Linked DNA regions of Homo sapiens: regions 1 and 3 are each linked to region 2. The links are chromatin loops, found by intact Hi-C in ENCODE. Cell type or tissue: chondrocyte. All regions are shown on one strand. Each heading gives the region's core, and the rest is flanking DNA. Links, peaks and the distances in the headings are about the cores only.

Evidence for each region. A loop is a pair of places that touch in the nucleus more often than their neighbours do. Peaks named below come from ENCODE experiments on the same cell type or tissue, not always from the same donor. Only the 100,000 strongest peaks of a DNase experiment are listed, where the experiment ranks them.
Region 1: it touches region 2 in a loop (2.7-fold over the local background); 2 of 110 quality-filtered maps call a loop at or near these places.
Region 3: a loop joins it to region 2, with 2.5 times the contacts of the local background. A loop is called at or near these places in 3 of 110 quality-filtered maps.

What each region holds. Positions count from the first base shown.
Region 1 is chr6:151,437,174-151,447,659 of GRCh38, forward strand. It overlaps RMND1 (required for meiotic nuclear division 1 homolog), which reads right to left. Exons shown (of 12, transcript NM_017909.4): 2 at 8,135-8,652. The coding sequence starts at 8,638. Among named protein-coding and RNA genes, the nearest start is that of RMND1, 9.7 kb to the right of the region's middle. In chondrocyte, for the core only: CTCF peaks have their summits at 3,962 (motif pointing right) and 4,164; no DNase peak of the experiment used is centred there.
Region 2 is chr6:152,376,324-152,386,809 of GRCh38, forward strand. SYNE1 (spectrin repeat containing nuclear envelope protein 1) reads right to left here. Exons shown (of 146, transcript NM_182961.4): 55 at 9,351-9,515; 56 at 4,683-5,039; 57 at 453-589; 58 at 58-235. SYNE1-AS1 (SYNE1 antisense RNA 1) reads left to right here and starts at 4,207. Exons shown (of 2, transcript NR_120501.1): 1 at 4,207-4,270; 2 at 4,737-5,390. RefSeq lists an enhancer at 9,197-10,396. In chondrocyte, for the core only: a CTCF peak has its summit at 5,163; a DNase peak (open chromatin) is centred at 4,928.
Region 3 is chr6:152,630,849-152,641,334 of GRCh38, forward strand. It overlaps SYNE1 (spectrin repeat containing nuclear envelope protein 1), which reads right to left and starts at 6,514. Exons shown (of 146, transcript NM_182961.4): 1 at 6,341-6,514; 2 at 5,790-5,957. RefSeq lists an enhancer at 4,012-4,141. In chondrocyte, for the core only: no CTCF peak of the experiment used is centred there; DNase peaks (open chromatin) are centred at 6,215 and 6,435.

The DNA.
Region 1 (10,486 bases), core at 1,760-6,759, 940 kb before region 2:
CTATGGCTCAATGCTGTGTTTTTTCAAACTGTAAGTCACAACACATTAGTGAGTTCTGATACCAATTTAGTTGGCCCAAAACAGCTTTTTTAATAAAACTAAATAGAAAATATTACAGTGCATTATTCACAGGAAATGCTATTTTATGAAGTTTTCTGTCACTTACATGTATCTATGTATCTACTCTAGGTCGCTATGTATGTAAAATGTTAAATATATTTCTCACTATAAGATGTGGTCAATAAAGTTTGAAAGCTATTGGCATAAGAGTTAAGATTTTAGGCACAGAAGTTGGTTACAATTTTAAAAGAGTATCAGAATAACAATAATGCCTACTTTATGGGGTTGTTGTAAAGTTTAAATAAGCTAATAAACAAAGTGCTCAGGACTGTGGCTAACACAACTGTTCAGTAGTTGTTAGATTCTAGTTGGCCAAAACAAGTTTATGAGTCACTAAATCAACATTTATTCTTAGGATTTACTCCTCTCAGCTCCCCAATTCTTTCCCATTCTGTATATTCCTGGTATGAAATTCTAGAGAAGTATATATTAATTCATTCCTTCCTCCCACCTCCATTCTGTATCTCCTGGCTCTTTCTCATGAAATGGCCTGACCCCATTTGCCCTTCCTCAATCTGTTCCACAGCTCTGATGCGTGGTTTAAAGGTAGAGGAATAACAGAGAACCTGAGGATCCATGCAAACTGAAAAATCCAAAATCAATAAAGTATCTACTCATAAACAAAATGAGACTAATCCAATTAGAAAAAAAGTCAGACAAGCTGAAATTACTGGGGAATGTGGGGATAAATGGATGTAGTACCCTAATTATGAGCAGATAACTGCTAATTCCTTCCAAATTAGCTAATTCCCATAGTCACATATGAAAGTAGGAACACGGGGATATACAAATAAAAATGTATCAGGAGTTACCAGAGTACAGGGAACAGGCACGTGCTTAAGGTTTAGACCTGTGAGCACTAGTTCTTTTTAAGGCTTCATGGAGTTAAAACTAGCTGATGTACGATGTGTGTAAAGATTCGGCCAGCTGAAAGAAAGGAATCCTAGCAAGGGGCATCAGGCGAGACATCGGGTAGGCTCCACTCTGCAAGACCTGGCAAATTCACTCAAGCTTGCTAGGTGAAATCACAGTACATTAGGTTGGATGTCAGAATTACTTCTGTGATGGCTACAGCTCATGTGCTTAGTTTGGGCTGAAGTGGGAAGAGCAAGAGGCACAAAAAGGAGATAAGCAGGTCACAAGCTAGTCCACTGAAGGATCTTCCTGTAGCTGTACTGAAAATGGCAGAGGCTGTCTCTTTTGCTAGAATCGGAGTTGTAAACTGGCAGCTCGGAGAACCATCCAACTCAAGAGTTGACCTACATCACGTTTCTAAAATTCAAATTGACTTGTCAACAATAAACTGAGAGATTTCACACAAAATCCAGATTTCCATCATCATCTGACCGAGTGGAAGATCTGGCTATAATAATGGACTAGGATAGAGTAGGGGGGCCCAGGGTCTCCAGCCCACACTGTCCCTGCCTCTCCCTGTTGTCTCACGTCTGCTTCACCATCATGTGGTACTGGCCAAGCCCATCTGCACTAAGAATGTGTACTACTTTTTTTTTTTTTTCCAAAAAAAACCCAAAAACCTTGGCAAGGCCCAATGACTCACGTCTGTAATCCCAGAACTTTGGGAGGCTGAGGCGGATGGATCACTTGAGGTCAGGAGTTCGAGACGAGCCTGGTCAACGTGGTGAAACCCTGGCTCTATTAAAAATACAAAAATTAGCCAGGCGTGGTGGCACACACCTGTAATCCCAGCTACTTGGGAGGCCAAGGCAGGAGAATCCCTTGAATCCAGGAGGCCGAGGTTGCAGTGAGCCAAAATTGCACCACTGCACTCTGGGCGACACAGCAAGACTCCGTTTCAAACAAAAACAAAACCAAAACACAACTTTATGTTCCTTTATTGGAGCAAGATTCTAGATTGATATACAGTGATGTATTAACTAAACAGAGACCTGTGCAGAAATTACATACTATCTATGTAGACAGGTTGTTATACTTCGCCTATTGATGGAATAGTTCCATTTATCAAGTTTTATACATCAAAAAGCTTTGAATTTCACCAGGCTCTCCATTAATTCACCTCTGAAAAAGTGGCATTTAATTTCAGCTACTATAGTTTACAGCATAAAAAGCTTATGCATGAGAGTGCTTCTCTGCACAGTGGCATGTTGCAGACAGAGCTGAGTCCATTATCCCACCCGGATTTACATTTGAGAGCTTTATACCAGAGAGCCAGGACAAAATTACTCCTAACCAACACAGACTTCTTACTCTCAGAGCCTATCTTCTTGGCTATATTTTATAGTGCCAGTGAAGACATGCTGGCAACTGTCCCATATACAGCTTGGCATTAGAGTACAAGGTCTGTTAATGGCGGTGGCAGGCATTATTATTTTATTCTGTTTTTTACTTTATTATTATTATATTTTTGAGACAGTTTCACTCTTGTTGCCCAGGCTGGAGTGCAATGGTGCAATCTTGGCTCATCACAACCTCTGCCTCCCCGGTTCAAGCGATTCTCCTGCCGCAGCCTCTCGAGTTGCTGGGATCACAGGCATGCGCCACCACGCCCAGCTAATTTTTGTATTTTTAGTAGAGACGGGGTTTCTCCATGTTGGTCAGGCTGGCCTCAAACTCCCGACCTCATCTGATCCTCCCGCCTCGGCCTCCCACAGTGCTGGGATTACAGGCATCAGTGACCGCACCCGGCCTATTTATTATTTTTTGAGACGGAGTCTTCCTCTGTCGCCCAGGCGTGAGGGCAGTGGTGCGATCTCAGCTCACTGCAACCTCTACCCCCTGGATTCAAGTGATTATCCCGCCTCAACCTCCCGAGTAGCTAGGATTACAGGCATGCACCACCACACCTGGCTAATTTTTGTATTTTTAGTAGAGACGGTGTTTCTTCATGTTGGCCAGGCTGGTCTCAAACTCCTGACCTCTGGTAATCTGCCCACCTCGGCCTCAAGTGCTGGGATTACAGGCGTGAGCCACCATGCCCAGCCAGGCACTATTATTTTAAATCAAGGTAAAAGGTCAGTTTTAAAAACCGCCACTTGGAGATAAAAATAAAAGGCTCAATATATTCAGAACTGAGTTTTGGGCAATCTGGTATCCCAAATTATGTGAATATTCCGACACTAACGGCAAATTGAGAATGTGTACTATTTTCAACTCTCAAGGACAGGACAAGTCAATCACTATTTTTATGAGAAAATATATTCTAAGCTCCAAATAAATTATGAATAAATCTTTAAACACAATCTGTTTTCACTTGGCCATCCTAAGGATCTTTGTTGTAGGTTTTCCAGACTGTCAACTGTCCCCTTTCCTTCTCTTGGGATCTCCCATTTAGTTTGGCTCAAAGTTCTATCCAATGTCACTCAGCTTATATGGTTTGCTACACTACTTTCTGTATTCTCCTTAAACTTCTTAGCTCTGAGTCTTAGTTGTGGGTTTCTTCTATTAATAGATGAACTTGACGTTTTAGACACTTTGTTTTGGTTTTGTTTTCTTTGCTTTTTTTATTTTAGCCTATTTGGTAAAAGGAAAGAGAATCATGGAATGTCTTGTCTGCTTTTTTTTCTTTATTAAAGATGCTGTTGTTTTCTGAGCAGCTTTCATTTTTATACATCCTTTTCTGGATTTTTACAGTGAATCCTTATTAAGCATTAGCTACATATATATGTAAAGCATATTTTGGGTTTCAGGATGGGGATCTACACCTTCCTGTTAAATAGATGTGTCAAACCAACCGATAATAGTTATGATATTCAGGGCTTTTCTACTTCAAAATGTTTTAAAAAACCCAAAAAGCAAAAACCCCAAACCACTGTATTTTAGTATGTTTTGTTTTTCTGGCCAAAGAAGACATGTTCCAGCAGATGGGGCTAGAAATCTACATATGATTCTTGTTTTAGGAGCATCGCATGCTCTGATCAGAACATTTTTTTAAAAATTATACTTTCATTTACACTGTATTACTGAAGAAAATTAGTGTGTTACAGCAATGTTGCTTCTATAGTGATATAATACATTTACATTTGGTCTTTGTCCTTGGTTCCCAGTACAGACTCCTAAAAACCCCTGTAATTTTCTAAGTGACAGGGGCATTTTTGGTTGTAGTATTTGCTCTTTGCCTTCAGTTACTAACACAGAGCTTCTAAAAATCCCTTGGAATTTCACGAGTGATGGGAACATCTTTTGTTTTAATGAGGTGACTCTCAGTGGGTCCTGGACAGCTTCAGGATGGGGGGTGGTTACCAGAAAGACCAAACTTTGATTAGAAGCTTAGAACTTTCAGCCTCACCCTTAACTTCTGGTGGACGGAGAGGGGCTGGAGATTGAGTTAATCATTAATCATGGCTTACACAATGAAACCTCCATTAAAAACACCCAGATGATGGGGTCTGGAGAACTCCTGGGTTGATCAATGCATCCATGTGCCAGGAGGGTGGCACAGCCCAGTTCTATGAGGAACAGAAGCTCCTAAGTTCCAGGCCCTTCTTGACTTCACTCTGTGCACCTCTACATCTGGTTGTTCATTTGCATACTTTATATAAAAAACCCAGTAAACATAAATAAAATGATTCCCTGAGTTCTGTGGGCCATTCTAGCAAATAATCAAACCTGAAGAGGGGATGGTTGTCATAGAGCTGGTTGGTCAGAAGCACAGGTGTCAACTGGGAGGGCAGTCTTGTGGGGCTGAGCTTAACTAACTGGCGTCTGCACTAACTCTGGCTAGTGCTGGAATTGAACTGAATTGCAGGACACCTTGTTAGTGTCTGGAGAATTGGAGAACTGGCTGGTAGGAGGAGGAAGAGGTCCCCATATATTTGATGTCAGAAGTACTGTGAGTAGATAGATCATACTAAGGAAAAATGCCTTTTCTCCTGTAACATACTGATTGGAGATTAAAGCTATAAAAACACAGATACATTTTACGTTACCAAGATCACGCTTTATCCTGTAAGTTTTTCTGACTACAACCTATAAATCATTAAACATAGTACATATACACATATATGCTTACACACCAATTGCCACAAAAGCTTCACAAACCAGTATTTACGTTTATCATGAGCAATGTATTCTGTTATTTTCTATTCTATTTCATTTTTCAAAAAAATGGTTAACAGTCCACCAGTGATTCTGTAACACAGTGCTATTAGCCTGAAAACATTCTCCCTGGTGTCGGGCTCCATGCCACTCAGACCTGCCGTTCCCATCCTCTGCTGTTCTCTTCAAAGACTGGACATTAACAAGAAGCACTGCTATTATTGTTTTCTTGTTTGTTTAGTGACAGGGCCTCACTCTGTCGCCCAGGCTGGACGGAGCGAGGTGCAGTCACGACTCACTGCAGCCTGGAACCCTGGAGCTCAAGCGATCCTCCCACCTCAGCCTCTTGAGTAGCTAGGACTACAGCTGCGCACCAGCAAGCCCGGCTTTTTTTTTTTTTTTTTTCCAAGTCTTTTAGAAATGGGAGTCTTGCTATGTTGCCAGGCTGGTCTTCAACTCCTGGCCTCAAGTGGTCTTTCTGTGTCAGCCTCCCAAAGCACTGAAATTATAGGCATAAGCCACTGGATCCACTATTGCTTTTAGGAATTGTAAGCCAAAGGGATGTGGGTTGAGTATCTCAGATTATGATCTCTGAAAATGAGACCAGGTAAAGATTTAATTCCAACAGACAGGGTGACTGAAACCTCATTCAGCCAACTCCAGATGCACGCTGTTCTGCAGAGCTGAAAAGATGAGCTGGGTGCAACTATGGGAACAAAATAAAGTCCACATGCTTTCTGACACAAAGCAGAGTCTTTTCCTTGTCTCAGTCAAGAATGGTATAAAGGGTTTACCATTTTGATGGTATAAAGTGGTATAAAGGGTTTACCACTATGATGGCCGTATAAAAATGGAGTGGCCCTCAATTTCGGGCAGAGGAAAGTCAGTCTTTGGTCCTGGGGACATATTACCTAGTCATGCCAAGACTGCTTTCTCTATGAAAAGTAAAATCTTCAAAAAATGATGTTCCAAAATTACATTATCTCAGACCACTTTAGAAACATGATTTTCTTCTCTTTTTTTGAGACAGAGTCTCACTCTGTCACCCAGGCTGGAGTGCAGTGGCATGATCTCAGCTCACTGCAACCTCCACCTCCCGAGTTCAAGAGATTCTCCTGCCTCAGCCTCCCGAGCCGCTGGGATTACAGGTGTGCACCACTACGCCTGGCTAATTTTTGTATATTTGTAGAGACAGGGTTTCACCATATTGGCTAGGCTGGTCTCGAACTCCTGACCTCAAGTAATCGCCTGCCTGGGCCTCCCAAAGTGTTGGGATTACAGCTGTGAGCCACCGCCCAGCCAGAAACATCTGATTTTCTATTATTTCCCTGTGCTTTCAGAAAGACAGCATGCGACTTGCTCTTGCCAAACTCCAACTGAAGTCATTGTCTATCATGTTACATAATGTCTCCTATAACAGAATCCATGAAATAACTAACTCCTTAATTTCAGTGCTGGAAAAAGTTATTTCTCTGAAGATATTTTTATGTTTTTACTCTGCCCTCTCCCACAACAATAAACAACAAACACTAAATCCCAGGAGGAGTTCCTCTTTTAATTACTGCGCTTCTCAAAACAAAATGTTCAACTAGATTATTCATTTCAGGTACTTCATAACATTTCTCTGTTCATGTCAACTATTTGCTCTAATATGTGAAAGTATTTATTATCTCATTTGAAACTATGTTGAATGTTGAAAATCTACTTCAAATTCTTTCCTGGAAGGAAGTAGAAAAAAAAATCTAAAGAAAAATAGATACGGTATTTAGGAAAATTGCTTCCAAGTCTAAGGATGGCCCAAAGAAATAGCCTAGGGACATCTCTGACCTATCAGCTTCTTCCTAAGAAACCTGATGCACTGTGCTGCTAGACGTTACAAATGAACAAAGTGAGTTGAGCTTTCTCTTTTTTGGAGCTGCCATGAATTCAGGTTTTTACACTTAATGCCATCTCGGACACTTAAATACTGAATTTCCCAGGTTACCCCAAAGCTCCAGCAAAAGGAAAGGGGAAACAGTAGCTGCACAACACTTCATCCTTCACGTCCTGAGTTCAGAGTAACCACACAAGAATTGAAAGCATTCCAGAATCCAACACAAAAACCATTCATTCATTGCTAGATTCAGAATCAGAGGATGAGTAAAGGTATGTATGTATACCTTTCCAAGGGGTGTCAGCTGCACAGTAATAAAAACACAGCCAAAATGAAACAGGCTCAGGGGCTACTTTTCAGAATCAAGACTTGAAGACAGACATTCTAACCTGTTTTCTGATAGATTCAGAAGTCTTCATCAAGTTTAAAATATCTTTAAAGTTGATGACTATCGGCATTAAAGATCCTCTTATAAACATTTAAGTACAAGGTACAGTTCTAGGTATTATGCAAGATACAAAGGTTATCAAGGGCTTGATCTTGACCCTTAAGTTGTTACTGAAGGAGAAATGCAAATTGTAGCAGAAAAATTCCCAGAAACCCCTTAAGGATGAATAAAAAATACCCCCTTAAACCTTAAGAGGATAAAAAAGCTGGGCCCTCCTCTCCTGCTGCTTTTGGAGTCCACCCTACCGTGTCATTTCACCGCCCCATGCAACTGCCACAGCCTAATAAAGGCTTATCTGTCTGCAGAGTTACAATTTTTTTTAACTTGATGAAGAATTTCTAGTTTGTTTTTTTTTATTTTATTTTTTTTTACAGTCCCATTCTTAGACTGGACTTAATATTGGTCCTCTTTTTCAGTTTCCTTAGACCAATAACCAAATCTTTTATAAACTCTATTTTCATGTGTTATCACCTGTATTTTGTTTTTATATGTATCATTAATTGTTAAAAATTAAGATTCTGAATCCCTTTGGATATTTATTAGGCTTCAAAGACCTTGATGAAGAAGTCTGAGTGACTGCTAGTTCTCTTACGTTGGCGGTAAGGCTGGGGTGCAACGCACACTGGTTTAGCATGAGCAATGATCACTAAGCACGAGAGCCACGGCCACCCCTACTTTACCTCGTTCACAGACAGAACTGGAAGGTTGGTCCTGGATGGCTGTCTGGTCCTGGATGCTTTTAGTGGTCTCTTCACCTGTGGGAAGTCTTGTTTTGGAACAAATGTTTCCGTTGATACAGATGAGAAATGCCTCTTTAATATTTTTATAAACCATTTAGAACCCAACAGATTTGGTTTGTGGGTCACTCTCCTGTGAGTACCAAAGGATTTCATGGTTGGAAGGTGTGCCTTTTCATCTTGGCAACGAGCAGCATTTAATGGAGACAGCATGCTGGTATCTGACTTTTTTTGGTTCATTTCCAGGATCTGAGACTTATTCAAACCACTAGCTGTTTTATCAGGAAGGAACAAATCCAAGCTTTGACGTATTGTCAGTGTGCTGCATGTTGTATTTTCAAATTCCTTAAGTGGTTTTAACATTAGATGACCGATTCTTCGGCACTGATGTGCTTTTGATAATATATGATGAGATCTGGCCACGGCTCTGAGGAGTGTGGCTGGCATTACCACATCCCAAGCTAAAAGAAAAGGAATTCAAAGTTCAAGTTTTTAAATTAATGTTTAAAACATATATAATATTTCCCTAGGTAGCAGGCATATTTCTGTTAGAAAAATTTGTAAAACAGATACATTCTAAGTTAATTCTAGTAAAAGAACAAGGTTAAAAATATAAGTACAGTGTTTCTGCCACTTTGCCTTTAGCAACATTTGGCCTTCTTCCTGGAAGATTACAAGATTATAAAGCTACTGACATAACAAGAACCTTAAAAAAAATAGTGATGGGACCACTTCATTTACTTCATTAGCATATCAAGTATATAAAAATCTGTGCTGGCCAGGCACTGTAGCTCACACTTGTAATCCCAGCACACTGGGAGGCTGAGGCAGGTGGATCGCTTGAGTCCAAGAGTTCCAGACCAGCTGAGGCAACATGGTGAAACCTCATCTCTACAAAAATGACAAAAATTTAAAAATTAGCTGGGTGTGATGGCAGCTCATGCCTGTAGTCCCAGCTACTCACAGGCTGAGGTGGGAGGATCACTTGAGCCCAGAAGACTGAGGCTGCAGTGAGTCATGATTGTACCACTGCATTCCAGCCCTTTTTCTGTCTCAGGAAAAAAAAAAAAAAAATCAGGAAAGGTTCCCAGAAAGATCTAAGCTGATTCTAGAAGGCGAAGGTGCTTTTCAGCTTGGGGCTGGGCATGGGAGTGCGAGGCATGTCAGATACACACATGAACATTCCAGACAAGGTAAACAGAATTTCCCCCTTATTTACAGTATGAAATGTGTTATTTTAAAGTTAGCCTATAGTAGGCCACACATGGTGGCTCACGCCTGTAATCCCAGCACTCTGGGAGGCTAAAGGCTGGGGGGATCACTTGAGGCCAGGAGTTCAAAACCAGCCTGGCCAACATGGCAAAACCCCATCTCTACTAAAAATACAAAAAAAAATTAGCCAAGCATAGTGGCTTTAATCCCAGCTACTCAGGTGGCTGAGATATAGAATCGTTCAAACCAGGGAGGGAGAGGTTGCAGTGAGCCAGGATTGCCCCACTGCACTCCAGCCTGGGCGACAGAATGAGACTCTGTCTCAAAAAAAAAAAAAAGTTAGACCGTAGTAATCAATAATTCTTTTTTTAAAAATAATATGTTAGGTGCTAGAGATAGATGAATCAATGATCTCAGAATTCAAAGTCTAGCAGAGGAAAATGAACGAGATGCACAAATTGCTCTAGTCCAGAGAAAGGAGCATGTGAAGAGTGTGGCATTGTCACAGAGGTGACATTTGAACTGAGTCTTGAAAGGGCAGAAGGATCAGCAAGTTAAACACCCCAGGCATGGAGTCCTATTCATCTCCCCATCTCGGGGAGGTAGGAGTGAGCTGCAGGAGGTAAGGACCAAAAGAGCCGATGGCCAGATCACCAAAGGATATATAAAGTCATCCTAAAAAGTTTCTACAGGTGGGGAGAAAGCTGAGCTTTTAACTCAGAGTCACACGGTCAAATGCATGTTCATGAAACAAATTTTTGGTGATGATATGTAGGAGGAAACAAGACAGACTCTGACATCACTCTGAGCGCTTTCTACATGCTAAGTGCTCGGCTTCACCTCATAATGATCCCATTTCACTGATTAGGAAACTGAGGTTTAAAGAGGCTAAGTGCTCACCGTTAAGAAGCTGCAGAGATGTAACTAAAATAAAACCCAGGCTTTCCCAATTCCAAAGTCAACACTCTTACCCACTACCTTGTATTTACTACCTCTCTTCAGGATAAGGACAAAGATGATTCACAGTGATATTTAGGAGGTAGAACCTGCTGCTTCCAAAATCCCTTCAAAAGCTCGCATTCT
Region 2 (10,486 bases), core at 2,546-7,545:
AGGTTAACTTTAGTTCACATCAGCACTGCTACTAGAATTAATTGATAACACCCTTACCTGTATTTTCTGAAGACTAGTTGAAACTTCACTTATATTTTGAGGTATATCAAAACACTTGGCGGTAGTGATTTTTGCATTAACCAACCACTGCTGGAAATCCCTGAAGGCCTTTCGAAATCTTTGCTGTAAAATCTGTTCTTTATTCTGGCAGCCCTTGGATGCTTGCAAACAAAGACTGAAAAGGTGACGCAAAAATTTAATGGCAGGAAAAAGCGATAAAGTTGATGAAAATCATGTTTGATAGAATCACCAGTTCTTAGAATGTGCACTTACCTCACTTAGTAATATATTTAATGCTGAACTAATATTATTTTGAAATTACACCTTAAAATAAACTTCTAGCTTCTAATTTGTATAAAAATATCTTGAACACCAATAAGGTTCATGCTCACCAATTATACTCTTTAATCAAGCCAGAAACTTTTCCACTGTAGGTACTCAGGTCTCTGGAAAATCGACAAAGTTCATTCAGCTGAGACTTGAGATCCTCTGTTCTAGGCTCTGCTTTTTGCAAAGCATCCAGTATCTCCTGTTCAGAAATAATGAGACAAAGAAGCGAGCACTTACATTGGGTGATCTCCATATCTTCACACTATACATGCATCAATCATATTATAAATTATTAGTGAGAGAAGAACCAACATGGTAGATTCAATGAAGAAATGAAGCCTGTTTTCAGGATTCCTCTGACAAATAATAGCACCTGGCTCATTTGTCCCTTTTTTCTTGCCATGGATAGACACTCTAGCATCAAATACTGCAAAGTAGTTAAGTGATTAAGTGGTGAAATGACTTAAAAATAAGACAAGAAAAAGAAAAAATAGCCTACATTGTCTATAAATAGTTGGACTAGGCCATCAGGAGATATGTATATTGTTTAAAGGTGAAAACAAATTATTTTAAAGAAAAGCAACACTTATTTTGGATTAAATATATATATTAAGGGCCGGGTGTGGTGGCTCACGCCTGTAATTCCAGCACTTTGGGAGGCCGAGGAGGGTGGATCACCTGAGGTCAGGAGTTCGAGACCAGCCTGACCAACATGGTGAACCCCATCTCTACTGAAAATACAAAAATTAGCCAGTTGTGGTGGTGGGCGCCTGTAATCCCAGCTACTTGGGAGGCTGAGGCAGGAGAATCCCTAGAACCTGGGAGGTGGAGGTTGCAGTGAGCCGAGATCGTGCCATTGCACTCCAGCCTGGGGGACAGAACGAAACTCCGTCTTAAAAAAAAAAAAAAAAAAAAAAAAAAAAAAAAATATATATATATATATATATATATATATATATCTCCAAAATTGAATCCTGTTTCAATTGATTTTATGTTGTATATACAGTTAACTTTTACATTAAAAATTTCTTATAATCCATGAGTCTGGTTTAAATAGTAATTCATTTATTTCATAGTTTCATTCATAAAGTCATCAAATATTTGCTAAATGTTTACCGTGTGCCAAGCATTTTGCTGGATTCTGGGACCCAAGTCCCCCCACGAATAAAGGTAAGATTCTTGTTCTTGAAGAGCTCACAATTTAATAGATGAGGGAGACACATGAATAGCTACATTACTGTGTACACCCAATCCAAAATAAAGCCTTAGGACTTGAAAAGTACACCTCTGAAATCGAGGCCATGGTCATCTGAGTTACACAAGGTGCTTTGCACTCAGAGTGTTCCTCTCATAGGATTGTCACAAGGAACAAATGAAATCATGAATGTCAAATACTTAGCACAGTTCCTAGCACACTAAGTGTCTAATTCATAAAATCAGAAGGAGAATGACTCCCAAATATGTAAACACTGTGGATAACAGTAGCACTGAAGCAAAAAAACAAAATAAATTAAGGAGGAGGGGCAAAAAGATGAGTAACTACTCAAATAGCTTTGCTGTGACCATTATTGTCTGATATTTGTCAAGAGATGGCCCAGATTTGTAAAGAAACCACATCCCTCAACAAACCAGCCCTGTGCTTCATTCCTCGTCCTGGTAAATGGCACCACTGTCCCCCGCTGATGTCAATCAGAAGATTAAGCATCATCCGGGCCTCTCCCTTTGTTTCCTTTCTCACTCTATGCAAGAGATATCCAGGCTAGCTTATTCTGTGTCTTAGCTCCTTTCATCATTCCCCTCTTTGCCTCTGCACGTTGACTTTCACAGACCCACTTACATATTCATTATTTCTTTTGGGGGTGGCACTACATCCTCCTAATCTGATTCCTCCTCTCTAGGTTCCTCTCTTGTGTTTTCTGATTCCTCAATGATCCTGCATCTTGATGCTGTTCCTCTACCTCACCTGTCAGGTCACATTTTAATTATACCTCAAGACTCAACTCAAATAACAACTCCTTTAAGTACCCCCTGCCCTCCTTCCCACCTCTTCGGGTTTCTCATCTGAGGATACACAGGACCTTGCAGACATTCATCACAAGGAGTATCCACATTGGCTTTATGCTTGCGTATCTCCCCACCTAGGCTGTGATTATGAGAGCAGGAATGACATTCTCTTGGTTTGTCAATTCTTTATTTAACTCGGTGTCTGGGCTGGAGGAGTCTAAGACATTTTTATTTACAAAAATTCATCAACAACTAAACAATTTCTCTCTGAAATTCCAAACACTAAACTAGGACCAACTATTTTACACCATATGGAACCTTTTACTTAAGACAGAACATTGTAAGAACTAAAGAAACTTAGCATTCAACAAAAACATAAAAATACTGGAGATTCAAGTCAGTTACTTATGAATGGGATGACATTAAAAGTGAAAAGTTTTTGACCAAAACGTTACATTTAAAACATTTCTATAACTTCATCCTAAAGTATGTCAGTAGAGTCAATATATAAATATCAGCTTATGTATTTCTGATTCTGTTAAGTTCTAGAATGCATCTTTCCACCTTATACAGCTTAAGAAAATTATTTCCAAAGCTAATATCCCAAAGGATATTAAGATAAATGAGTTTCGCAAACATAGTAAATAGAATTATTTTTACAATATTATATTATATACTTTATAGATCATCTGTTTTTATGTTTTAAAGAATTTCTTGAGTATTGTCATCTAATTGCATAAAATAAATACTTTAATTCTTATTGTGATCATCAACAATGACAAGTCCTCCCTAAAAGCAAAACAATGCCCTAAGAACCCTAGCATATTTACTATTTTGTTAACATTTTCTTACATATTCATTGTGATAGAAATATCTCCACTTTTAGATAAAATGCCATTATTAGAAATAAAAGAAAACATGAATATTGAGAAGCAATGTAGCATTGTCATCAAAAGCATTGACCCTGGAGTCAAATCTGGAAGCAGACATACACAGAGGGCTGTCACATTTGAACTATTTAACACAACTGAAAACCCATATTTACTACTGCATTCTCATGTATATTTTTATAGGCCTCAACCATTATTTTTACTAATAATATCAACGTAAAAATAATGAACAGAATAGTAATGTAATCTAGGCACAGCCAAATCTTTCCTTTTTAAAAATTTCACTCTGTGACTGGAATAGAAAGAAAGGGAAAGAAAAAGGAACCAAGAAAGTGTAACTGATTTTTTCATATTATACCATGTAGAGCAATTATCAACTTCTTTGTCCCTCTGTGACAGAACTGATTTCTATGCTTTATTCTGGTACATAAATCTAAAGGACAGGAAATGGAACAGAATAACAAAAACAAACCCCCAAACCTAGAATCATTATAAATAGAGTAGCATAAAGAGGTAGAAAGCTTTATTTTATGGCATGCTGCATTTGTTTCAAATACTTGATTTAAAACCAGACACTGCTGGAAATACTACATGACTTTCTTACTGGCAGGAGCTATTTTGAAATGATTGTAATATAAATAGGAGCAGAGAAGTTTACTAAATTTCCTTTTAAGGACATCCATGAATCAGGGCATTATAAAACTGGAAATATTGAAAAGGCTTTCAAAGATACTGTTTAACAGTGAAAGAAACGAAGAAGAGGTTACACTCTTGCTCATTCTTCGGTCTCCCTTGTAGGCTTCCCTTTCTCACATTCTAAAGAAGCTGCCATTAGCTTCAAAAAAAAAAAAAAAGTCTCGGGAAGGTGACCAGGGAGGGTGACGTAGAGTTCTGTTAACAGGCTAATTCAAGAACAGCTGTCAAAACCACACAGAGGAGAGCTAATCGGGGAGATAACTATTTGCTGTGCTGTAGGAGATTACCAAGTGAGTCTTTTAAGGCTATAAATTCAATCATTTAGTTGTATGAAATAGTTAACTGGCAAGAAAACAGCTATGACTCTCTGTCTATTTATGCCCCTGCCCACAGGCCATTTTTCAGACTGAATGGCTGAATACAGTATTACAGACTCTTACACCATAGGAATGAAAGTAAAATGTCTCCACTAACAACAAATGTTTCCTACCGCAAATAATAACCCAAATCTTTATTTTTACAAAAGTTTGATATATAAGAAAAGGAAACAAATCAGACTTTGCTTATTTAATGAGATAAATACTTCTTCCAAGTGTGCATGTTGCGTGTTTTTAGTTAGCAAGATTTTTTTTTTAAGGAATGATGAAAGTCAAAACATTTTTTAAAGCATAACCACCAATAGAAAACAGGAAGCCAACTTACTTGTCCTTTGTGCCAGCATTCCACTATCTCCTCATCCGTGTTCTTGCCTTCCAGGAGGGTTAACTGCTGAGCCCAGGTTTTCAGAAGGGCACTGAACTGTTCCAGGGCCTGCTCCAGTTGAGCCACTTGGCCTGAGAATTCCTGCTCCGAAAGGGCCATCTGGCTGACCAGGTTCTCCAAACAGCTCTGCGTTTGGAATACACTGTCTTCCCACTGCTTCCAGTCGGCACGCAGGGCCTGCATCTCCGTGTGCATGAGCTCACACCCACTGGCAGTTGTGTTCTGTTTCACTTCGGGAGCCAGCGACTCCACTCTGCTGAGACGGCTTGCACCAATCTCTCTGGAATCTATCAGCTCCTGTAATGGAATATCACCATGGTAACTGAAGAGCCTGTGAGTCACTTGGACTGCAAGTTTTCAACTGTGTACACAGGGGGACCCTGTCCTGCCAGGAAGTTTTAACAAGTGTGCCACAAGGACCCAGAATCAATTCATCTGTCCACTCTTAAATTATAATAGCGGGAGTTGTCATCACGAGTGCCTAAGGCTTATGGCAAAAAAATCCCGAGAATCCTCAATATCCTGAAACAGACTAAACAGAGACCCTGAAATCAGGCATTATTCGCACACGTGAAAATGTTTAGTGACTCAAGTGTTTGCCTGTGGTGGATTGCTCCTGTGAATGATTAAACCCATATTTCCCTCAAAGTGGATGCTCAAGTAAATAAAGATCGTGGCAGAACTGTGTTCTGCTCACGGTCTCTATACTCAATTCATCTTCTTCAACAGGGTGGTGGCTTAAATCACACTTCCATTCTACTAGGAATCAAGCAGACTCATCACAGCAAAAGAATGAGCCCTACTCGATTCCAAATACCTCAATACTAAGTAAACATTTTTGTAGCATATAAAATGAATAATTCATTCATAGACTGACTTACTCAAAAGTTTAAAGTAACCTCTAGACTGAGTACATTTATTAGTATTTTTTTACCTTAAAAAAGTCACTAGAAATTTAACAGTTTAGCTATAGCCAAGTTAACAATTTAGCTCGATCTTAAAGCACACAAATACTGTAAAGGAAAACAAGATAAAATTAAATCACATTGTTAAATTGATATAATTGCAGCATTTCTGAGAATAGATTCTCTTACTAAAATTTTTCTTGGTGAAATAATCATCCGATGTTTATATATTTACATATCTATTGCTAAAGGCAGGATTTTGTTAATATTATTACAAAATTATGACTTTACTACCGGATTAAATAGAAATAAAAGATAATCAGGCACAAAAATGTTCAAGAAGAAAATCAATGACCAATTAGCAAGTAAAGAAACATTGGAATGTTAAGTATGAAGCATGCTTAATAAATTATGTTAAGCATAAAGTATGTCTTAACTAGTCTATATAATATAGTTTGCATCTCATTAAATTAACTTGAAATAAATATATCTGTTCATAATTATATACAATAGAGCCATATTTTAATATAGATCATTTGAAAGTATTTAGTATTCAGTTGTGCAGTAGTCTAAATTACAATGACATGAAAACCCTTACACACAGCATGATATGTATATTCAACCTTCTCAGCAGCAGGATTCTAAAAACCATCACTGTTTATTAGTGTGTATAGTAGTTATTTGATGAAGAAAAAAATCTAACTTTTTAACCAGTGCTATGTCTAACTAATAGACCTTAATACTTGTAATTATTTTGCCTTTGTGAGCAATTTCAAATTTGAAGTTTCCCAAAATACTCTCTTATGCTTTATCCCAATTTTCCTTAGCATGAAAATGGAACACTTCAATATTTGCAATCAGAAATCTAGTCATTCAGAATTTGAATAAGGACATCATCATTGTCAAGAGTTTTGAAATGGCTTTTGCATATATTTTCTTATCTTGTATTTACATTTTTAAACATATGATATACACATACACACATATGTACATTCCCGCCCTCACACCCATATACATTTTGCTTTAGAGTTGCCTTTTCTCAGTGATTATTCCTGTGGATGTGATAGGTATGGTGTTGAAGGACAGAGGAGGTGCTTTATGTATTTCCTCCAAGGTTTTTAAAACCACCCACACACTAACCTACATTCAGGCTGGACCTGAACTTCTGAGAGGCAGTTTCTGATAGTCTTCACTTTCTCCATCCCAATTTCTTTCTGCCAATTCCTTCTCCCATATTCCTTGTCTTTATGGAAGCACTTTATAAAGGCTTTCTCAATAAAAAAGAGTATTTGTCAACCCAGGAAGCAGCCTTTGTGAAAGAATTATCTTACTTTCTCTTATTTATTAACTTTTTGAAACATTAGTCCATTTCTGCTATCTCCTCTTCCTCACTTGCCATTTACTCCTAAATCCATGTAACCTGGTTTCTCACCTTCCCTTGCTGTGCAAATGTTTCTCAGACTGGTTGCCCAACAGCCTCATTGTCAAACCTAGTTGGGATTCTTTAGTATTCCTCCTAATGGCAGCCTCCTGCTGTACCTGTGATGGCGACCACCTTCTCTACTTAGAGCCTCAGTGGCATCACACCCTCCTACTCTTCCCCTTCTTGTTTTTCCCCTCCTTTTTCTCTCTACCTTTCAAATCATTTTCTCCTATGGCTCATTAAATATTGGTAGTACCCAGCTTTTGGTCCTGTGCCCATTGTTCTATTTGCTCTATACATAGGTCTTGGTTTTATCTGTTTTAGTGGCTTTAACAACAAATTAGACACTAATCACTTTCAACTCCATGTCTTCTATCCGTCTTCTTAACCTGAAATTCAGTCTTGAATTTACAACTGCCCCCAAGACATTACTACTACCTGGCAGTTCAAACTGGATCTGATCATCAATGAACAGCTCATGTCTTCACCTCTATCACCAGGCTCCTCCGCATGCAATTATTTTCCTCAGGTGGTAATAGTCCTGTGGATTCTAGGCAAAGACTTGACCATCATCCTTGACTCTTCCCACCTTGTCATGCTATAGCCCATTAATCAATCATTTACCAAATCCACTGGATTTTCTTATTGGGTGTGTTCTATGTGCCAGGCATGATGCTACAGGTTTTATGTGTATGATCTAATTTGCTTGTCAAAACAACTTTATCAGACAGGTACTATTTTCATGTATGTATTTTTTAACCAATTGAGAGGTGGAGGCTTGAGGACATCAGGTAACTTGCTGACAGACACGGCTAGAAAGCCAATAGAAGGAGGATGTGGCATTGGGTTTCTTTGATTCCAGAGCCTGAACTCTAATAGTACAGTAAGCTCTCATTACATTTTTTGTATTATTTTATAAAGACCAGTTTGTGGATCGCTGTTCCTCACTAGACTGCAAGTTCCTTAGGGAATGCACAGTCCTGGCTGAATAAATGGATAGATGGGTAGATGGATAGATGGAAGGATGGATGAATAAATCAGAATATTACGAAGAAATGTATCAAAGAAGAATTTTAAAGAATAACACACAAAAAAAGGACTTAAAAAGTGGTTTTATGTGATTATCTCAGTTAAAACATACATAGTCATAAGATTTAAATAAGATAATACTTTTAAAGCACTTAGAAGCAGATCTTCAGGGACCGGGCACCATGGCTCATGCCTGTAATTCCAGCACTTTGGGAGGCCAAGGCAGGCTGATCACCTGAGGTCAGGAGTTTGAGATCAGCCTGGCCAACATGGTGAAGCCCCGTCTCTACTAAAATAAATACAAAAGTTAGCCAGACGTGGTGGTCAGCACCTGTAATCGCAGCTACTCGGGAGGCTGAGGCAGGGAGAATCACTTGAACCCAGGAGGCAGAGGTTGCAGTGAGCCAAGATCGTGCCACTGCACTCCAGCCTGGGTGACAGAGCAAGACTCCATTTCAAAAAAAAAAAAAAATAGATCTGCAAAATGTGGTTACAATTGTAACCATCAGCTATAATTTTTATGACTTTTATGTTCTGATCTTGGAATCAAAACACAATCTGAGTTTTAAATTCCTGGCCACAATTACACTATTTATTCCTAACATTTCCTCCTCTAAAACTAAACCACTGAGGATTTCATTGCTCCTTCATTTTAATGTTAAAATCCATTTTCCATGGGGGAAAATGATTACAATTTAATATTTAAGCAACTAGAAATTTACTAAAAGATACCAGAGTCTGAAACTCCCCCAGAAAGGTAAATTTCTGTTTTAGAAATTGTCCTTATGCAGAGTAAACGAGATGATAATTTTAAGGTCCTTTGAAGTACTCCCTTCTATTATGTTGTTGGATGTCGTCTAGAAAAGCAGAACAAAACATCCAGAATGACATTTTCAGGTTATTGTTAGAATACATTTAACTAAGTTACTATATAAACTTTTCTTCTATGGTGCTAAACAATAGTATCTGGTTTTGTCAGCCCACCAAATTAGCCATTTCCTAGCCTGTCATATTACGGCAACAAGCACATTTGCATACAGAAATGTAAAGACAATGTTACATTGTGCTCATAAGTGTAAAGTCTTTTGAATTCTTCTCATGACTCTTGTTTATGTGTAGAATCAGTGAGGCATCAAATAGAAAACAGGAAGGAAACATTTTAAATAACAGAATCTTATCTACAAAATCTTTATCAAAAGTACTCAAGAAGGAATGAAGCAATGTAGATATAGCATCTGTTCATTTCCTGACCTTAATTTTTGATAACTTTTTCTGGGTGGCTGATGAATCTCCAGACATATCTGACCACCGGTGAAGTTCTTCCTTTGCTGAATGGAGCCAATCTGTGAACTCGTGGACCGCATCTAAATACATTAGATGATCTTTCACAATCTCTTCCACTTTCCTCATTTTTTCCTAGTAAACAAAGAAAAGACTACCTTAACAGTGGTCCTTTTGAGAACATGAACTCAGGTAAGACAACAGGCCTGATAGAGGTCTCTTAACACATCTCAGAAAATTTCATTCTTGTTCTTGAATTTTCTCTGAGTTTAATATCTTAAGAAGAAACTATCAAATTTAACTAAATGTCAAGGCTTTGGAAAAGCAACTATTTTCCTGTAAGTTTACTATTTTCTACCTTAGTATGGAAATCATGCTTAATTCATGTTGGCTAACATCCCTCACTAAAAATCCTCTTAATAATTATTATCATAACCATTCTAATTAAAGCAATTATTTGTTAGCTTGGTGTACAGCAGTCTGTTCAGCACTTTAAATGCATTTGGTCATTTAATCTTCATAACAGTCCTGTGAGGAAGATACTATTATTATTATTATCTTATAGGAAAAGACACTCAAGCTTAGAGAGGTTAGGTAATGGGTAATTGTGGCCAGTCACACATTCAAAAGTGTCAAAGCCAGAATTCAAACTTAACGTCTTTTTGACTTGAGTCATAGCTCTTAATCATTAACAAGATGAAAACGAAGATAAACAAGCACATCTATTAATAATCATAATGTCAAGAAGAAAAGAGTCAGTTCCCAAGAAGGCAAACCAAAGAAAAGAAAAAGCAGCAAACAACAACAACTCTCTCCCTTAATTTCTATAATATTTACAAATATGCCAAAGAATAATCATGAAGGAAATGAAAGATTCATATAGAGAATTGGAAAGATATTTTTGATATTATATAAAGGAGTTTATACTTTGGAAAATAGAAACCGTTTTTACTAAGATGAGAGATGAACACAATATTTCGTACACGACTGAATCTTGACGGTAAATAGACTTGCATTTAATATAACAAATATAAGTGTAGCAAAAGAAAAACAACTTTAACGGCGACATTTGATGTGCAAAGTAGAGAGATTAACTAAAAAAGCGG
Region 3 (10,486 bases), core at 3,117-8,116, 260 kb after region 2:
TCTAATTCACATTCACATAGCTTGGTAGATTAATCTGAAATACTGTGCATGCCCTCTCTCTCTCTCGTTACATTAAACTCAGAATTTCCCTGCATGTGCCCAGTATTCATCCAGTCTTACTTTCACAGCATAACTAACACATTCAGAGTGCCAGAGCTCAATGCTGGGATTACTAAGGTGGATATGACACAGAGACTATTTTTGAAGAGCTTAGGACACAGTGGGAGATAAAACATAGAAAAGATAATACAAAAATACCAGGGCTAAGTGCAAATACAAAGATGTGAAGATACAGAGGATGGTGGCTAAGCCAGTGTGGGTGTTCTGGAAAGGTGTCCTTCTTGGCAAGGAGCAGACACTTGAGCTGAGTCTTGGTAAATGGGTTAGTCACTCAGGTGAAACATACGAAAGACACATCCTGGGCAGGGTGAAGAGCTTGAGCAAAGGCCTCAGCATGAGAAACAGCATGACTGGGACATGGAACTATCACCAGTCAGACACTGAGAAACTCTACAAGGTGACATTGTGGAAAAGAGGGCGGAGAGTGAGGTGGTGTCCAGATGGCGCAGGGCCCTGAGTGCTATGCTCAGAAGTTTGGTTCTGGTTCTCTAGCAGGCAACAGGAAGCCACTGAGAGATCTTAAGCTGGAAGTGAGAAGGTATGATTGGGATTATTCTAGCTATGATTTTAAAGGATGTATTTGAGAAGGACAAAACTGGAAGATCCAGAAAGATCAGTTAGGAAAGTATCTCAGGAATCCAGGTAGAAGATGACCAAAGACGGAAATCAGACAGAGGTAGCAGAGTGAGTGGAGAATCAAATATAACACAGCTTTAGGGAACAAAATTTGTAAGACTTGGTGATTGGTCACCCAGGGGTGGAGGTGGGTATAGGTAGAAGGAGGTGGGGTTTCCAGAGTGTATATCTGAGGAGTCTCAGATGACTCTCAGGATTTGGGGTGCCATTAATTGAGCTCAGCAGAAGAGGGGCCTTATAGGTTTTACATCCAAACACTCTCCCCTTCATGCTTCATATCTTTGGAACAACTCAGGAGCAATTTCTTCATTACCCCTTCACATCACCCCTCTGAAGAACACTTTCAGCTGAACAAATGGAAATACCTAGCCCAGGATCCACATACCACTTGAAGCTTTTCCTAAACACACCAACCAACACTCACCATTATTTTCCACTGAGGCCTCTAACATCAACGATCCATACTATCCTAGGTACAATTTGGCTTCTATCTTTCACTACTGCTAGTCTTACCTCACTCTAAAGAAACAGTGAACATTTCACTGGTATAGAGGCTATAACATTGCAAAATCTCATTCATTGACACCAAGTATATCCCTGACCACATCCTAGGCCCCCGATATATATTTTTTGTTTCATTGAATCAAGTTCATAATACTTTACATTTATGAGAAAATCCCCAGAAAACCTCTTCCTCTTCAATGCAAAAAAAAGTGGATGCAATATCCTTCCTTTTTCAGACATTAAACATTTTGCTTTCATCATTCACATGTACACATATTTCCTATTTTGTGAAATCATGATTTTCTTGCTTTTTACTGATACTTTATCTAATTACATGATTTAATAAGAAATTTAAATGATGTTAATAAAAAGAAGGTAATAAAAGGAGACTGGGAATTAGGAAATATCAGTTCTAGGCTAAACTTTATCCCAGCTAGTTGGGTGATTTTGAGCTGGTTCTATGCATGAAGGTCCTCAACAACTACCTATTGGAGGAGAGTGTGGTACCAGGAAATGCACAGACTTTGATCTAAGAAAGACCTGGAGCTGAATCTTAATTCTATCTCTTACTGTGCACGCAGGCTTAAGAAAAATGAGCTTTTCTGAGCCCTTCTTTCATCATCTGTAAAATGAGGTATACTTATGCCAAATTAGGTTTAATTTTATCCTGCTTAAATTAATTTTTTTAAAAGATAAATATGTCATGTTTCCAGCAGATTGATTGGCATGTAGCAGAGTTTCAGCAAATACTAGTTTCCATTTTCCTTCCCCTGTTCCCAGTTTCTCCAGCTGCAATATGAGAGACGGCCCTAAAATGCAGAGGTACTCCCAAGTGTGCTCTTCTGTTCCAAAACCAATAGCAGCACAAGGCAGAGCTAAAACAACGACTGGTGCAAGGTCATGAGATCCTCCAACAGACTGTTTACCTAGCAGTGTTCTGGCTATGGACATGACAGAACCAGAACACCAGAGGCAGATCCAGAACATCAATAAACTCACTATTCCCAAGATTATTAAAACAGTTTTTAATAGGTGCAGGATACTGCGGGAGCACGAAGGAGAGGGAATGAAGAGTGAAGCTAGGCATTGGGATGGAATTGGAGAATTTGATGGACATTCATGGGCTGTATACCAATAAATAGTCCCTGCACCATCTCCAAATTTTTCCAGGGGAAGGAACTAAGATTATGATGCAGCTAAATACATTCAGAAAGGTAAGATTCCTGTATTTATTATTTCACAATAAATATGTATTGAGTAGCTATTTGTAAGGGACCATGGTACTGAGTAAACAGCAGTCAACAAGAGAGACAAGCCCCTCTTACAGCTTATGTGCCGGTAGAGGAAGATGATATAAACAATGTTACAACAAAGGAGGGCAAGTATTGTAATGGAAAAGTCCAGGCTACTATGGAAGCAAACAAAACACCCACCCAATCAATAACCATCTGCTGCATTTTTTTTTTGTTCAGGACACAGAGAGAATTTGGACTATCTGCTATTTGGGATGCTCCCAGTTGAAAGGCATACTCTTCTTAGGAATTTGGACTACCTGCTATTTGGGATGCTCCCAGTTGAAAGGCATACTCTTCTTAGGAATTTGGACTACCTGCTATTTGGGATGCTCCCAGTTGAAAGGCATACTCTTCTTAGGAATTTGGACTACCTGCTATTTGGGATGCTCCCAGTTGAAAGGCATACTCTTCTTAGGAATTTGGACTACCTGCTATTTGGGATGCTCCCAGTTGAAAGGCATACTCTTCTTAGGAATTTGGACTACCTGCTATTTGGGATGCTCCCAGTTGAAAGGCATACTCTTCTTAGGAATTTGGACTACCTGCTATTTGGGATGCTCCCAGTTGAAAGGCATACTCTTCTTAACATCACTCCCTGTGAAAAAACACAGTTGTGAAATAGCACAACTCAATTTTTTCTGTCTCTTGGCAGAATGGACATTGGCTCTTAAAGCAGTTTCTTGTTTGTGTGACTAAAAAGGAATACACTAAGAAAAGCACTGAAGAAATACTACTGAGCCACAAGAATATATATAAGCAATGCAACTGAATTTCTAGGTATTAGGAAACTACTGCAGAAAATTTCAAACCCTGCAATGACCAGAGACAACGTGGCTCATTTCTAACCAAAAAGAAAATGAACTGAGAACATAAACACATAAACAGATTCACAACAGCAGGAAGTACAGATATTAATTAAATGTCTAAACATGTATAAGAATAGCACTAATATTGAAACCCACTATTGAATAAAATTTTTAGTCATGAATAAATTTCAGTTTCCCTTCTATTCAAGTCTTTTGCTGAAGAGAGTTCACATACTGTTTAATTTTAAATTTAATTATTTTTTTCTCTATTCACCCATTAATAATGGTACTAATTAATGAATACTAAGATGGCTAAAAGAGAAGAACAGGGATATCTTTGAATTAATGTAAGTATATTACTAATAAATGTGTGCAGGTTATCAGGGAACAATGCTGTTTCTTATTCACTAGTATGAATTATACAGAGTAACAATAAGAAATGATCTTTTCCATAGAAGAACATGAACAAGTAAGCAAAAGACAAAGTGTATAGCAGAAATCAGCATGAAAGATGTTCAGTGTCATAATTAAATTTTGTTTATTGTAAGCCTAAAGTATAAATTACAACCAAAGACATCTGCAACCTTCTTTTTTTCCCTTGCTACAGTATATTGCACACCTTGCCAAACATTAGTTCTCGTTAGATTAGACCACAAAGAAGTACACATTTAAGAGGAGACACACAGAGGACCTCGCAGAGGCGTTTGGGCCCTGCATGCCTGTCACATTCAGACCACAGGGTGTGGCTGCAGTAGCTAGAGCTGGAGTTGTGAAAATGCCACCAACCTTGCCCAGTTATGGGCTTCCTACATCCTGTGACAGTCACACCTCCTTTCATTTCCAAGATGCTGTGTGTGCAGCATAGTTATCAGAAAGTAGGCCCAGTGCAGCACCAAACAATTCTTGAACATTTTTAAATGGCAAACTAGCTTTTTCCAATCTCCTCTCCCTGGCAGGAAGGACTCAAGTAAAAAAGAGTTCTTAAATGAGGTCAATGAGGACAGAAGAAAACCAGTTTGTGAAAATCATTAGTTCAGAAAGATGAAAGTGAGACTATAAAATAAGAGCTAGGCAAATATTTCCAAAGCCTAGCAAATATTGTTATCTGGGTCAGTCTGAAGCTGTTTCTTAATCTTCAGCATGAAACATATTAAGTTAGTATAGATCTCTCACATTTTGTTCTAAATCTGCCACAAAGTAATGAACAGAAAAGAAAAAATAGATATGTATTTTGTCACACTGTTCCGGTGATATCAGGAACTTTTTAGCCATACTACAAATCTTTTTTCACCATGGGGAATAAAAAGCCTCTCAAAGAACAATCGTCATGACTCGTGATTAAATTCGCATTTTATGAAGATGTAGGTCATATTAATGACCTTTGCCTCATTGAAAATTATTATACTTTCTCTTGCATAGGTCTGGCTTCTGTATACGAATGTTGTCTTTAGGAAAGTCATTCTCAGATGAAGACAAAAAATGGATGGGCATTAAAGAAGAGAAAAATAATTCATTTTTAACTTTCTTAACATTCACAGGAACATTTCAGATACAAGTTTTCCACCCCAAAACGAAAAGCTCAGAAATGAACATTGTGGGATGCTAAGGCTTCATTGCTGATATTTCCCTCTGGGCTGGACCTGACTCTATTTACGGAAGGGGGCAGAACTTCCAGCATCCAAAGTCTGGGATCCCAGTCAGCACACCCAGCCTGCCTTCCCAAGGGGCTTCTTCCTGTGCGGCTGATGGCTGCTTCGTTTTGCACGGATGCCTGCCCGTTGGGATGCACCTGGCCGCCTGTGCACCACCATTTCCCAGAACTCCTCCGCCAGCAATGCAAGATCTCTCTATGTGAAACGTATCTTTATAAAGAGGAGACGAAAGTTCTCTTGCCCTCTAGTGCAGGCTCTGCCGGGAAGCAACTGCACCATGACAGCGCCGCTGGAGTCTGACGCGCCAGGGCCTCCGCGCAGCCTTCAAGCCATTTCCCTCCCCCAGCCCTTCCTAAAATAGTCAGGGGGTGGAGGAAGGGAGGCTCCTAGAATCTGTTCAACGCCCTACCTCTCCCATCTGATAGTAGCAACAGTACCGACCATCACAATAAGAGGCTGGCTGCCTTTTGCTTCTGCACCATTGGAGCCCAGGAGATGTGCCACAAGCGGAAATGACAACTCAGAGAGGGGGATATTAATAGGGACATCTACGTACGAGATGCAAAGAGGCTCCCCAACCTCCTAGTCTCCTTATCTATGAGTATCGCACACGTACACACATCACTGCCACCACCCCCTCCCATCAAGCACGCAGAGCCCCAGCGTGCAGGCACAAACTTGCTGACAATTTGTCTGCAATGTGTTCGTCTTGCACCTCTCTCTCCTCTCCCTGTCTCTGTCTCTCCCTGTCTCCCAGTCTCTGTCTTTCCTTTTACCTTCTCTCTCGGCCTCGTTCAGTTTCCCAGCAGCAAGGCGAAGCGAGCGAACGCTTCCTCCCGGCTCTCTGCGCCCAGGCTCGGCGGGACCCCGGGGATGCGCGGCTGTCCGCCCGCCCTGTCGCCGGGATCGGGCGCGGTCTGCAGGACTGCGGGAGCCCAGCCGCCCTGGTGACAGAGGACAACAATCTCAGCCCGCTGCGGCCGGCGGCCGCGGCCCGGCGCCCGCGCTCACCCTGGCTGGCTCGCCCACACTCACTCCCGCGCCGGGCTGCTCAGCCGCGCTCCCCGCCCTCCGCGACCGGTTCCTCCTCCCGGCTGCTCGCTGGGGGGTGAGGCCTCCCCCTTCGCCCTCCCCCACGCATCTACTGCTCCTGTCGGGAAGGAAGGTCGCCCAGGCCGGTTCAGCCTCTGGGCAGGGTCCCTGCACCGCCCTGGCCCGCCACACCCCCTCCCCGGCTCCGTGCCCCGCGCCCCGCGCCCGGCTCCGGGATGCGCCGGTGCCTGGAAGAGCTGGGGGCGGGGACCCGGAGGCTCGCAGGCTTCCCTACCTCCTGGAGATGCACGGCCTTGGGCGTTTCTCCGCAGCTGCAAAGCTGTGCTGTGACCCACCCGCTCAGCGAGCCTTTATACCGGGACCACCTCCCGGGGGTCGAGGTGGGAAGGAAATGTCCCTGAGAGCCGGGACGCGCTGCCTCCGCTGCCTGGAGGAGCTGCGCTGTCCTGCCAGCTAACTTTTGCCCACGGTTTCCACTGCCCGGGTGACCTTTCTGAGCGGAACCTATCCTGAAAGGCTGGGAGGTTCCCTGATGGTCCCAGGAAGGGCGTGATGCAGAGCAAAGAGCAAAACCCGCTGGCTCCTTTTTCATCAACTTCCGAAAGATCCTAAATCGTTTTGGCTGCCAAGTCAGTAGCAAATAACTTAATTTGAGGGAGACTGGTCAGGCTTTATAGATCTTTTTTAATGTTATGTATAAAGTTTAGACTTCTTGAGAAAGCGCTTGACATCTTTAATTCTTGACTGTTTATTATGATGATTCTAAAAACCACTTTTAGGTTCTTCAGGTGCACTGTATGCACCCTGTACATTGCGGAGCCATTTGTATCTTTGGCCACAAGTCCTTCTCGTGGTGTAAGAGATCTTGGTGTTGCCTGGTAGCATTCAGGAGAATTTATTTTGTTGTGGTTTTATGGTATCCAGGCAAAGTCAAACACAGTCTCTCTTCACCAACAGTGAAGTCCAAGTCCAACAGGATGATTGCAGCTAAAATAATCGAAGCCATGTTGCAATAATCTTAAAAGTAATAATCCCCCCCTTGAATCTCCAATCTGAACAAAACAGTCATTTATCCTCTAAATTTGCTGAAAGGAAGGAGCAGTTTATAAAGTAGATGAAGTTTCTCTTTGCTGCCTGCCTTTCCCTTACCTGCTGCCAACATTCCCACTGCCTAGCTTTCCATTTTCTTCAAATTCTCCTTCTTCTGGATCGTGTCAAAATAATAACATCTGAAACAAATCTGGTAAACCAATCTGATGTGTTCCTCTTCTTTGTGCTGACTTTTGTTTTTTTTTAGAGAGAGAAACCAAACAATGGATCTCTATTTGCAGAACTTGCTACCTCCAAAAGTTGGGCCTGGAGGAGGAGTGTTTGGGATCACTCTCAATGTATGCCCTGCCTCTGCCTGAGGGCAACAATCCTGGGGCACCCCCAGAGCCCCTTGTGGAGACAACCACCAGAGCATAATTATTCCAGGTCAGCCCTCTGTGCCCAGTGGCCACAAAATGGGGTCCAGATTTCCAGGCTTGCCACTCAGAAGAAACAGATCAGAATGGCTCAGCTCACCCTCTCAATCCCTACCTTCATAGAATCAATCCACCCTGCCGGCTTTTGAAGATGGGTAGAAAGTTATTGTGCCAACTTTGCCATTCTTTTTGTTTGTTTGTTTGTTTGAGATGGAGTTTCGCTCTTGTTCCCCAGGCTGGGGTGCAATGGTGCAATCTCGGCTCACTGCAACCTCCGCCTCCCAGGTTCAAGCAATTATCCTGCCTCAGCCTCCTGAGTAGCTGAGATTACAGGGATGCGTCACCACACCTGGCTAATTTTGTATTTTTAGTAGAGACAGGGTTCCTTCATGTTGGTCAGGCTGGTCTCAAACTTCCGACCTCAGGTGACCCATCCAGCTCGGCCTCCCAAAGTGCTGGGATTACAGGTGTGAGCCACTGCACCTGGCCACCAACTTGCTATTCTACACGTTAAGCAACTACTTTCTTGGGTTTACTTACTTGAGAAGTGAGCCACTTAAAACACAAGCCTGAAACATTGCTTCCACCAACTAAAACTCCTCTACTAGGCCTAATCTCTGTTCTCACAGGCTGAGACAGACAGAAGCATAGAGCTGTCTTGCTGGCATTGATTCCCTATACAGCTGAAATCCCATTCTCAGCTAAACTTTATCCTCTGTAGAAGGACTAAGCACATTTTAGAGTTTTGCAAAGGGCTTGTCAGTTTCACACACCCCAGGGAAGGGTGTTGTAGCTCCATTTACTCAACAGCTATTGCTTGAACACTTACCACATAACAAATATTGTCCTAAGTGCTGGGGCTACCGTGGTAAGCAAACTCTGACCGGGCTCTTGCCTTCATGGAGCTTACAGTATGATGGGGGAAGAGCCAGACATTCATCAGAGAACCACACAAATACTTATAAAACCCCATTCTCCAAGCAAAGGCAAATGTTGCTATGAGAGCTTTCAAGAACGGGAGTTGGCCAGGCATGGTGGCTCACACCTGTAATCCCAGCATTTTGGGAGGCCAAGGCAGACAGATCACTTGAGGACAGGAGTTCGAGACCAGCCTGGCCAACATGGTGAAACCCCATCTCTACTAAAAATACAAAAATTGGCCAGGCACGGTGGCTCATGCATGTAATCCCAGCACTTTGGAAGGCCGAGGCAGGCAGATCACAAGGTCAAGAGATCAAGACCAGCTTCACCAACATGGTGAAACCCCATCTCTACTAAAAATATAAAAAATTAGTTGGGCATGGTGGCGCATGCCTGTAGGCCCAGCTACTCAGGAGGCTGAGGCAGGAGAAACACTTGAAGCTGGGAGGCGGAGGTTGCAGTGAGCCAAGATTGCACCACTGCACTCCAGCCTGGCGACAGAGTGAGACTCTGTCAAAAAAAAAAAAAAATAGCCAGCGTGGTTGTAGGCGCCTATAATCTGAGCTACTCGGGAGGCTGAGGCAGGATAATTGCTTGAACCTGGAAAGCGAAGGTTGCAGTGAGCTGAGATCGTGCCACTGCACTCCAGCCTGGGTGACAGAGCAAGACTCAGAAAAAAAAAAAAGGAGGGGAATTAATTTATTTCAGGGATTAGAAAGGCTTTGCTAAGGGAGTGACATCTGAACAGTGAGGTGCAGGAACTAGGTGAACGTGAGCAGGTGGGAAATTGGGAGAGCGCTCCAGACAGAAGGAACAGCATATGCAGAGGCTCTATGGAAGAAAAGCACATGGTGCATTGCAGGAACTGAGGAAGACTGATGAGGTTGCAGAAGAAAAAGCAAGGGAGGGGCCAGGAGGTTTAGGGAATGGTGGGCCCAGTACAGCTGGAAACAGAGCCAAGGGCAGACTATGCCAGTCTTAAAAACTGAACCAAAGGGATGGCCCTTTACAAGAAGCCATTAAAGTGTTCTCAGTGCAACATGATTAGATTTATGTTTTAAAATGTTCTCTTTGGCTAAAATGTGAAAAAACAGATTAGAAGTGGAGCCAGAATCAATAAACATGGACCAGTTAGGAAGGTGGTGCTGTAATCCTTTAGAAAAGACTGTGGTATTTATTATTAGAGTGATGGTGGTGGGAAAATGTAGACAGATTTGAGAGATATTTAATAGATAAAACTTACAGGGCATAAGGCCATGTTGTGCTATAGACTGAATAGGTATGTTCCCCCACCCCCAAACTCATATGTTGAAACCTATCCCCAGTGTCATGGTATTAGGAGGTGTGGCCTTTGGGGGTGATTAGGTCATAAGGGTAGAACCCTCATGCATAGAATTAGTGTGCTAATAAAAGGAACTTGGAGAAGTCCTTGCCCCTTCCACCATGTGAGAACACATCAAGAAGACAGCCATCTATCAACCAGGAAGTGGGTTCTCACCAGACACTGAATTTGAAGGTGCCTTGATCCTGGACTTCCAGCCTCCAGAACTGTGAGTAGTAAGTGTCTGTTGTTTGTGAGCCACCTGTACTATAGTATTATGTTACAGCAGCCCGAACAGACTAAGACATGTGTCAACAGGAAGTTAGAAAAGTATAATGGTTAAAGTATTGGGTTTTAAAGCAAGAAAGGCCTGGGTTTGAGTCCCAGCTTTACCATTAAGTGCCTATGTGATTTTTAGCTAGGAATTTAACCTCTTGTGAATTCAGGTTTACAACCCTGCAATTCAGGATTCTAATAGTATCTCATTCATAGAGCTGTTGTGGGGACTACATGAGCTAATGCCTGAATAGCACTCAGCACTTCAGTGCCTGGCATGTGGTCAATAAATGAAAGATATTATTAGCATCATTATTATGCTTCTAGTTATTATTACTATTAGTCTAGATGTTTCTGAAGTTGGCAAACCATCACTCTCCATTTCACATTGCAATAGCCTAATAGAGCTAGGACACCAGTTCCTGAGAGCAACAAA